Regions from separate parts of the Homo sapiens genome. Here regions 1 and 3 are each linked to region 2. A link is a loop called in an ENCODE intact Hi-C map of the cell type or tissue named here. Cell type or tissue: ascending aorta. All regions are shown on one strand.

What was found. Peaks named below come from ENCODE experiments on the same cell type or tissue, not always from the same donor. Only the 100,000 strongest peaks of a DNase experiment are listed, where the experiment ranks them.
Region 1: it touches region 2 in a loop (2.2-fold over the local background); 2 of 110 quality-filtered maps call a loop at or near these places.
Region 3: it touches region 2 in a loop (2.2-fold over the local background); 7 of 110 quality-filtered maps call a loop at or near these places.

The regions. Positions count from the first base shown.
Region 1 is chr18:45,524,686-45,527,185 of GRCh38, forward strand. It overlaps a transcript of SLC14A2 not described here. Among named protein-coding and RNA genes, the nearest start is that of SLC14A2-AS1, 22 kb to the left of the region's middle. In ascending aorta, a CTCF peak has its summit at 1,534; no DNase peak of the experiment used is centred here; H3K27ac peaks cover 1,249 bases.
Region 2 is chr18:45,013,401-45,015,900 of GRCh38, forward strand. The region is part of intron 4 of SETBP1 (SET binding protein 1); the gene reads left to right. Among named protein-coding and RNA genes, the nearest start is that of MIR4319, 44 kb to the left of the region's middle. In ascending aorta, a CTCF peak has its summit at 1,032; a DNase peak (open chromatin) is centred at 951; H3K27ac peaks cover 1,947 bases.
Region 3 is chr18:44,916,886-44,919,385 of GRCh38, forward strand. The region is part of intron 3 of SETBP1 (SET binding protein 1); the gene reads left to right. Among named protein-coding and RNA genes, the nearest start is that of MIR4319, 52 kb to the right of the region's middle. In ascending aorta, no CTCF peak of the experiment used is centred here; a DNase peak (open chromatin) is centred at 965; H3K27ac peaks cover 2,087 bases.

The sequences.
Region 1 (2,500 bases), 510 kb after region 2:
AATCTTCATGGAAAGAACACAGGACCGTATACGAAAACACACAGGTGTAGACCTAACTGCTAAGCCCTTAAATGCCTCACCTGCCTTATCTGGCCTCAGCTGCTCCATATGAAAAATAAGATAGAGGCACCATGGCCCCACCAGCCCCTGCCCTTTTTCCTGCCCCATTTTCTCCTCACCCTAGCATTTGGAGTTGAAGGAAAGTTTTCTCCCAACTTTGGTGAGATTTCTGGTAGGACTAATTCAGGAGACTTAAAGCATCTCCTTATTATCAAGATGAAATGTTGAAGTCAAATTTGAAACTACAGGGATAATATAGAAAGCTTATGGGCAGCTTTTAATATCCACCTCCCTATTTAAATCTAGAACAATCTTATGCCTTCCAGATAAAAAGGATACCTCTTGGGGGTAATTCCCAAGATGTTTTTGAAATCTTTGCATATAGACACACACACACACACACACACACAAAACTCTCCTCCCTTCAGCTCCTTGTCCATCCTATAAAAATTTTCTCTCTGACCTACCTGGGGTATTTTCTTTAATGTGGCTGCTATTGGTAATGAATCAAATGCAGTATCTTGCAGTTAATCATAAAACTAAGCAAATGAAACAAGACTTCATGGGCCCATCCTTGGACTTCTGTCTCCCTGACTCCTCTTTTGGGAAAGGTTGAGTGGATTAGGCTTGAAGTGAATGACTGTAGTGCTGCTGGTGCATCCACCATGCATGTCTTGAAGAATGTCTCCTACCACTTCCAAGATCCCTAGAGATATGCAGCTTAGATATGCCTTGGCTCCATTTCCCTTTATTACTGGTTATTAACTCCTTTGACTTGTTCTGAACATGTGCCAAAGCCCTTGGCCCAGACACAGAAATGGCTTTTATTAAACACTAGTGATAAAAATATGCTTATATCACCCATGATGATTTCAAAATGCTCACAAACTTAACTATTTTCAATGCATTCCAATTAGCATTTGGTAGATCTGCCCAGGAGTTATCATCATCACATTTTAGATGATGCTTCCTAAGAGCAGGAGTGTATTTTCTGTTTGTGTCCATATGAACTGGGACCCATGAACATACAATGGGTCACAATGCAATAGCAACTCCCCATTTACAGTTGTACAAATTCAAATTTGCAGGAGATGTGCTGTTTTTAAAGTAGTTGGTGGTGGCCATTTTGTTTCTAGGTGTTTGCTGAGACATGATGGAATTCCAGGTGCATCTTCAGACTCTTTCATAGTGTAACAAATCTCAGCAAAATCAATTCAGTAGCTCAAAGGGTATTTGTAAGCAAAAAGGCAAGAAAATTTAAAAGTGCTAAATGGTAAATAAAAGCATCATTTTACTTGGTTAAATAAAGAAAGAAGGCAGTAAGGTATTGGAACGTTCCCCACATAAGGGATAGCTTCAGAGAAAATGAATTTACATTGTGGCTATAAGTATCTGGGTTATGCAGGGAAAGTCTTTAGTGCAGCGTATCTTAGCTTGCACAACCATTCTCTTCCCAACAGTGACCCCTCATGGTTTTTAGTCACTGGAATTCCCTGTCCAGCTGAAGGTAATAAAAAATCCTCTTAGCTGCTATGATCTGAGAGAACCTTGTGTGATACGGCCAGAAGTCACTGTCAGGATGCCTTGAGGCTGCAGCAAAATGTTCATTCCTAATTCTGGTGCCTGAGAGGCAGGCTTTTCTGAAGGCATTAACCAATAGGTTGGTGCTTTCAGACATCCTACCAATCAAAAACACCAGACTAAGTCTGCTTGGCACTATGGATATGGAAGAAAGAATCACAGGATATCTGAGTCAAGTAGCTTGTAATTTACTTGGAAAGATAAAGAAACTAACCAGAAAATCCAGTAAATGGAAAACAGTAGGGCCAAGCTATTGCTTCTGATAAGAAGTGATTTTGGAGTGAACTTGAGAGGTCAGTGAGGGATCATAGGGTGTATAATATTAGAGAACTGAGTCATATAGAGGGGGAAGATGGGTAGAATTCTGACTTAGCTGGAACAGAAAGTTCGTGGGGAAGAGGAAGGGGAAATACATTGTGGACAAGCAGAATGGAACAAGATTGTAAGGCCTGAGCCAGGCAAAGTAGGGTGGGTTCTTTTCTAATAGTCTGGATCAGGAAATTTATGGACAAGGAGGGAGTTGCTAAGAAATTCACCATGACCCCACAAAGAGCATGAATAGAGAAAACTTAATCATGGAAGGAGGAATCAGACAGGAAGAAGATTCTTGAAAATCAGAATAAGGGACATTGGATGGATAATAATGGAAGGCTATAAACAAAAAATGTCAGACCTACAAGGATCTTAGATGTAATCTACCAAAACCTTCATTTTTTAGACCAGAAAAGTAAGGCCCAGAGAGGGGCATGACTTGCCCAAAAGTCACATAGCTGGTCAATGACAGAGCTAAGATCTTCCAGTATCTGTTCCCAAGAATCTTCCAAGAAAAGGAAGTTTGGCTGTCTGTCCTGGAGAATTT
Region 2 (2,500 bases):
ACTGTTTCTGACTCTTTCTTTCTTTCTTTCTTTCTTTTTTTTTGTTTTTTGTTTTTTGAGACAGAGTCTTGCTCTGTCACCCAGGCTGGAGTGCAGTGGTGTGACCTGGGCTCATCGCAACTTCTGCCTCCCGGGTTCAAGCAATACTCCTGCCTCAGCCTCCCAAGTAGCTGGGACTACAGGTGCCTGCCACCATGCCCGACTAACTTTTGTATTTTTAGTAGAGATGGGGTTTCACCATATTGGCCAGACTGGTCTCGAACTCCTGACCTCATGATCCGCCTGCCTTGGCCTCCCAAAGTCCTGGGATTACAGGCATAAGCCACCACACCCAGCCCTGACTGTTTCTGAGCAGCAGCCACTGAGCGGCTGTGCCCTGTGTCAGTTCCCAGGCATCCCCAATCCTGACATGAAGTCTGAAGCTCTGACGGTTGTGGTTGACAGACAAAACTCACCCACCATGTTTCTTTCTGCTGTGTTTTTAAATTTACTTTCAGGAAAAGGCATGTGGTGTCCAAGACACTTGGGAATACACAGATGTGTTTAAACAACTTGGTTTCTTCTCAGGTTCTGCCTTAATTCAATAATCCATTCACTCTTTCATTCAATAAGCAAAGGATGTTCGGCAGAAAAAAAAAAATTCTGAATTCTGAGACAGTACAGCAAAATGAATCATTGAGCATTGGGACTCAAATTCTCCAAGGTGGGAGGGCTGTGGAAAGCCAGTGCCTGCTGTACAATCAGCAGCCAGAATGTAGGCTGAGGGAGGTAGTAAAACAGCCTGTGCCCATCCATTAAGAAACAGCTGAGCTTCATAGGGAAAGCTTGTCCATAGCAAGGAGGTGGAGATCAGAGGAATCGGTTTCAGCCCAGGCCATCTAGTTAGGACTGGTTTAGTTTGTGGGCCACAGACTTCCTCTAGCTCTGACCTGCCACCCTGCAGGAAAGAAGCAAAGGAGGAGGAATCTGTGCTGGTGACTCAGGGCACATTCCCCAGCAAGGGAGAAATAATTCAGATTACATCCTCCTGCTGTTGGATCAGGGCAGCGCATTTCAATTTAAGCCCATACAGCCAGAGACAGGTTCATGTAGAATGGAATAAATTAATAAATATGCTGTTGTTTAACTGGGAAAGTGCTCTGGCCTAGGGACGGCTTGCTGAATTTCCTCCTGGCACACACTCAGGAAACAAAAACATCGAGGGAACTCAATGTCTGATTCTTGACAGGGTCAAGAAACAAGGACCGTATGGCATTGTTTAGTGGTTAAGACTTTGTAGCCAGGTTGCATGCATTCAAAATCTGACCCTACCACCTACTAGTTGTGGTAATAAAGGGTGAATCACTTACCTTCTCTGTGCCTCAGTTTCCTCCTCCATAAAATGAGAATGAATATAATGCTCCAACAAATAGACTTGTTGTATTAAATGATATTTAAATAAATAATAATTAATAATTAAATAATACATGAAAAGGTCTTAGAGAGTGCCTTAGCATGATGTACCTGCAATTGAAGTCTTGGCTATACCTATTACCAGCACAGTGTGTGAGATAAAGAGTTTCAGGAACTGGAATGCATGCTTCAAACAGCCAGTGGGGTGCCTGCTCCGGACTCTCTGCCTCCACATCAGGGGATTCCTGATCAGTGGCGAGCATGCCAGGGCTTGGGGAGGATGTTCTTGGAGCTAGATCAACTTGCCCTAGATTTTTCGGGGTCCAAGGCACAGTGAGTAGAAAGGAATGACCCCAAACCTGGCCAGAGCAGAAGAGGGGGAGCCTCAACAATGAGATGGAGTAGGTATCAAGGTACTAGAATAAAATCAACTTCTCAAAAGTCGTATTTCCACTCTCTACTCTAGGGGTCTGGGCAAGATGGGTTGTTCCACCAGGTGAGGTGTGTCAGGCCATCTCACATTTTGGCCCCAATTCAGAAACCTGCCCCCTCTGCCAGATCTATGGATTGGCAACTGCTGCCTAGGTCTTGATCTACCTTTACCTCCATCACCATGAAATCTTCACCTAAGAACCTAACTACAGTGAATAGGTATAAGGTGCTTAGAAGCACACTTAACCTTTCGCAGGGCCTTAAAATACAACAGACATGCACCTGCCTTTCTCGGGTGACCCTCAGCATGCCTCCAAACATCCACTCATGCCCCAAGCCTGATAAAACTGGCAGAAGGTCAGAGGGTTTTTAGAGATGTCTAAACATCTCACAAACGTGTTTGTGAGAAGTAAGAGAAGAATATTGGATTACACTTTATGCCTGTGCATCTACCTTTATCAATGTTTCACACCAACAAGCACATGTGTGATAAAAGGCAATGAGGGAGGGAGTCAGTGGCAAAATTGTGTTATAGAAACTATCTTGGGGTGAACAGAGAAAAATAGATCATAAGTATGACATACATATGCCCATAAATCATTTCTTTTACAGAGAGAAGGATAAGAGATTTGACATTTAGTCATGGGGATATTCTGTTCTTGAGTTACATGCTCTT
Region 3 (2,500 bases), 97 kb before region 2:
AAATGGTACCAGAAAGTGAAGGCCCCCACCTCCCTGAACCTGGTAACACAGATTTTGCCAAATAAGCCGCTTCCCTGGTTTCCCAGACCTCATCAGTGCATGGCTGCTGTCCAGCCTGCCAATTCATTGACTTCACCATGCCCTATTAATTGATTCTGGGGAACCCCATCAGGGAAAGAAATTAATAGGTGTAGCTGTTTGGAGATAGCCCTATTCTCCAGAGAACCTCCTGAATGTCCCTCTGAGTAGATATCAGGGAAAGGACACCCTTCTCAACCTTCTGTGTGGGATAGGAATAGCGTGCACCAGGATGCCTGTGAGACAGGTGAGCTGGAAGCCCTTACTTGCTGCATGTCAGTTTCCTTATTTGTAAAACGAAAAGGTGGTGAGTCTTACTTGGTGGTTTTTGAACAGTGCTTTCCAAGTGCTGTGTAGGGCCCACTCTAGGGTCACTGCCTGGGGAGAGGCAGTTTGGTGCAGGATATTTGGGAGTGTTTCCAGCTCTCTGATCCCAGAGTTACTCAGCTTTTACTTTCTTTATTTGTTTATGCTCCAGCTGTGATTTTATTTCAACCAAGGGTTACAAAGCTTTAAAATTTTTTTAACCCAGGACCAAGTTATATCTAAATGCCCGACTTTGTGGTTCTCTGATACAGTTACTGAGTGAGTTGTCTTTCTTTCATCTTCTTCCCTTGTCTATGTGCAAGGGGTTCAATGCTCTGATGCCTCCCCATCCACCCCCAGCAGGAGGGTTGGAGCTCTGCCTCCTCGAGTTGTTGATTTCTGAGTCCTCAGCATTTCCCTCACCCTCTCCAGCTTGTCCTCAAGCCTGCCAGTGTCTGTTTCATGCAGCAAAGGCTGTGAGGTGCCCTGGAGCTCTGTGTCCTTGGCTTCAGCACTCAAAGCCCGTGCATGGCAGGGCTCTGGGATACTGGGCTTCAAGGGGATGACTCTACTACTCACCATGACTTTTGGGACTCCCGGGAGCCAGGTTTGGAGAAGGAAATAGAAGGGGAAAGGAAGCCCTGAGCATGTCAGCCCCCACCACAGCGAGCTTGTGTCTCACCTAGAAAAGCCTCCTAGTGCTCATGTGCCCTTAAATGGACTTGTTCACCATGGCCCTCCCACAGCATGCCGCCCTCGGTTTGTATTTTGGAGGGCTTAGTAGATTAGATGTCTGAAAGCCAAAATCCTTCCCGGTGCTGCCGAGCCATTCATACTTTCTTCTCAATAAACAGTTGTCAGACAATTGGATTAAATGAACCCCCACATATAGTCTACTTCAAAATAATAATCCTCGGGACAGCCTGTTCCTCTGCATTATCTGTGTTTACTTTTGGATCTGGTCACAATGCTCTGGTTATACTTTCTGGCAACATGCACTTATGGGGCAAGGGTCACTGGGGTGGAGCCACCACCTCATCCTGAGGAAGAGGGGCCCAGGCTCAGCTGGAGTGACCTGGAGCGTAGGTTTCCCCAGGCCAGGCCTTCTCCATGAAAGGCTTCCTCGGCAGCGGCCTTCCAGGAGAGGATCCCAGTGAAAAGACCACTTGACTCTGAGTTAGAAAACATGGAATTTATCCTACCTGGCCACTAACAAGCCATTGGACTATCAAGAAATGGAAGAGATTTCCCTCATAATCATAGGTTTCTTGTCATTAGAGATGTTGAGGCAGAGATGGGTGGCCCTTGCTCTGAAATGCTGAGGACAGGAACCCAGCAGTAGGTAAAAAGTTGGATCAGATATCCTCAAAGGTCCTTTCCAACTGTGAATGTTTCCACTTCTAGCCTTCTCGTGCAGTTCTACCTAGTGCACAGAATTGCTAGAATGTTTACAAAAGAAGATGTACATAAAAACATTTGACTATATAATATGGCAAGAGAATGTGAGAATTTGTGTTCTAGTTATCAACTTTAAATCTGAGGTGATGATCTTATGTGCACTGCCACTGGGATGGACCCCACAAATGACAGTTCAACAGAACTGTAGGGGAAACTCCCCTTTCCCTGGAGCACTTTGCAGAGATATGTCAACTTCCAGCAGACTCTTCTCCTGGGGCTTAATATCTATAGCAGTCCCACTTTGGATTCTGCTGGAGATAAAGAAGTAGCAAAGCCAGCATAGCTCGGCCCAGTGCCCTTTTCACACTCATGTGGTTAAGGATGCCAGTTCCTGTACTAGACCTTGAGCTCCACGAAAGCATAGCCATGTCCATTCCATTCTCTGCCATGTGGTCATCATCTAGTCCACAGGGTCTGTCACATAGTTTGTGCTCAGTAAATATTTGTTGAACAAAAATATAATACATTAAGAGAATTAAGGAATTAACCATAGGGTTCTGACTCTGCAGGTAGAAACTATTTAGAGATGTGAGAGCTCATTTCACCTAGGTCTCCATTTGCATGTTACTCTATCAGAAAGGGTATCCTTAGCCAGCCTGTCTAAATCAAATCCCCCCATCTTTTTTTTTTTTTTTTGGAGACAGAGTCTCACTCTGTC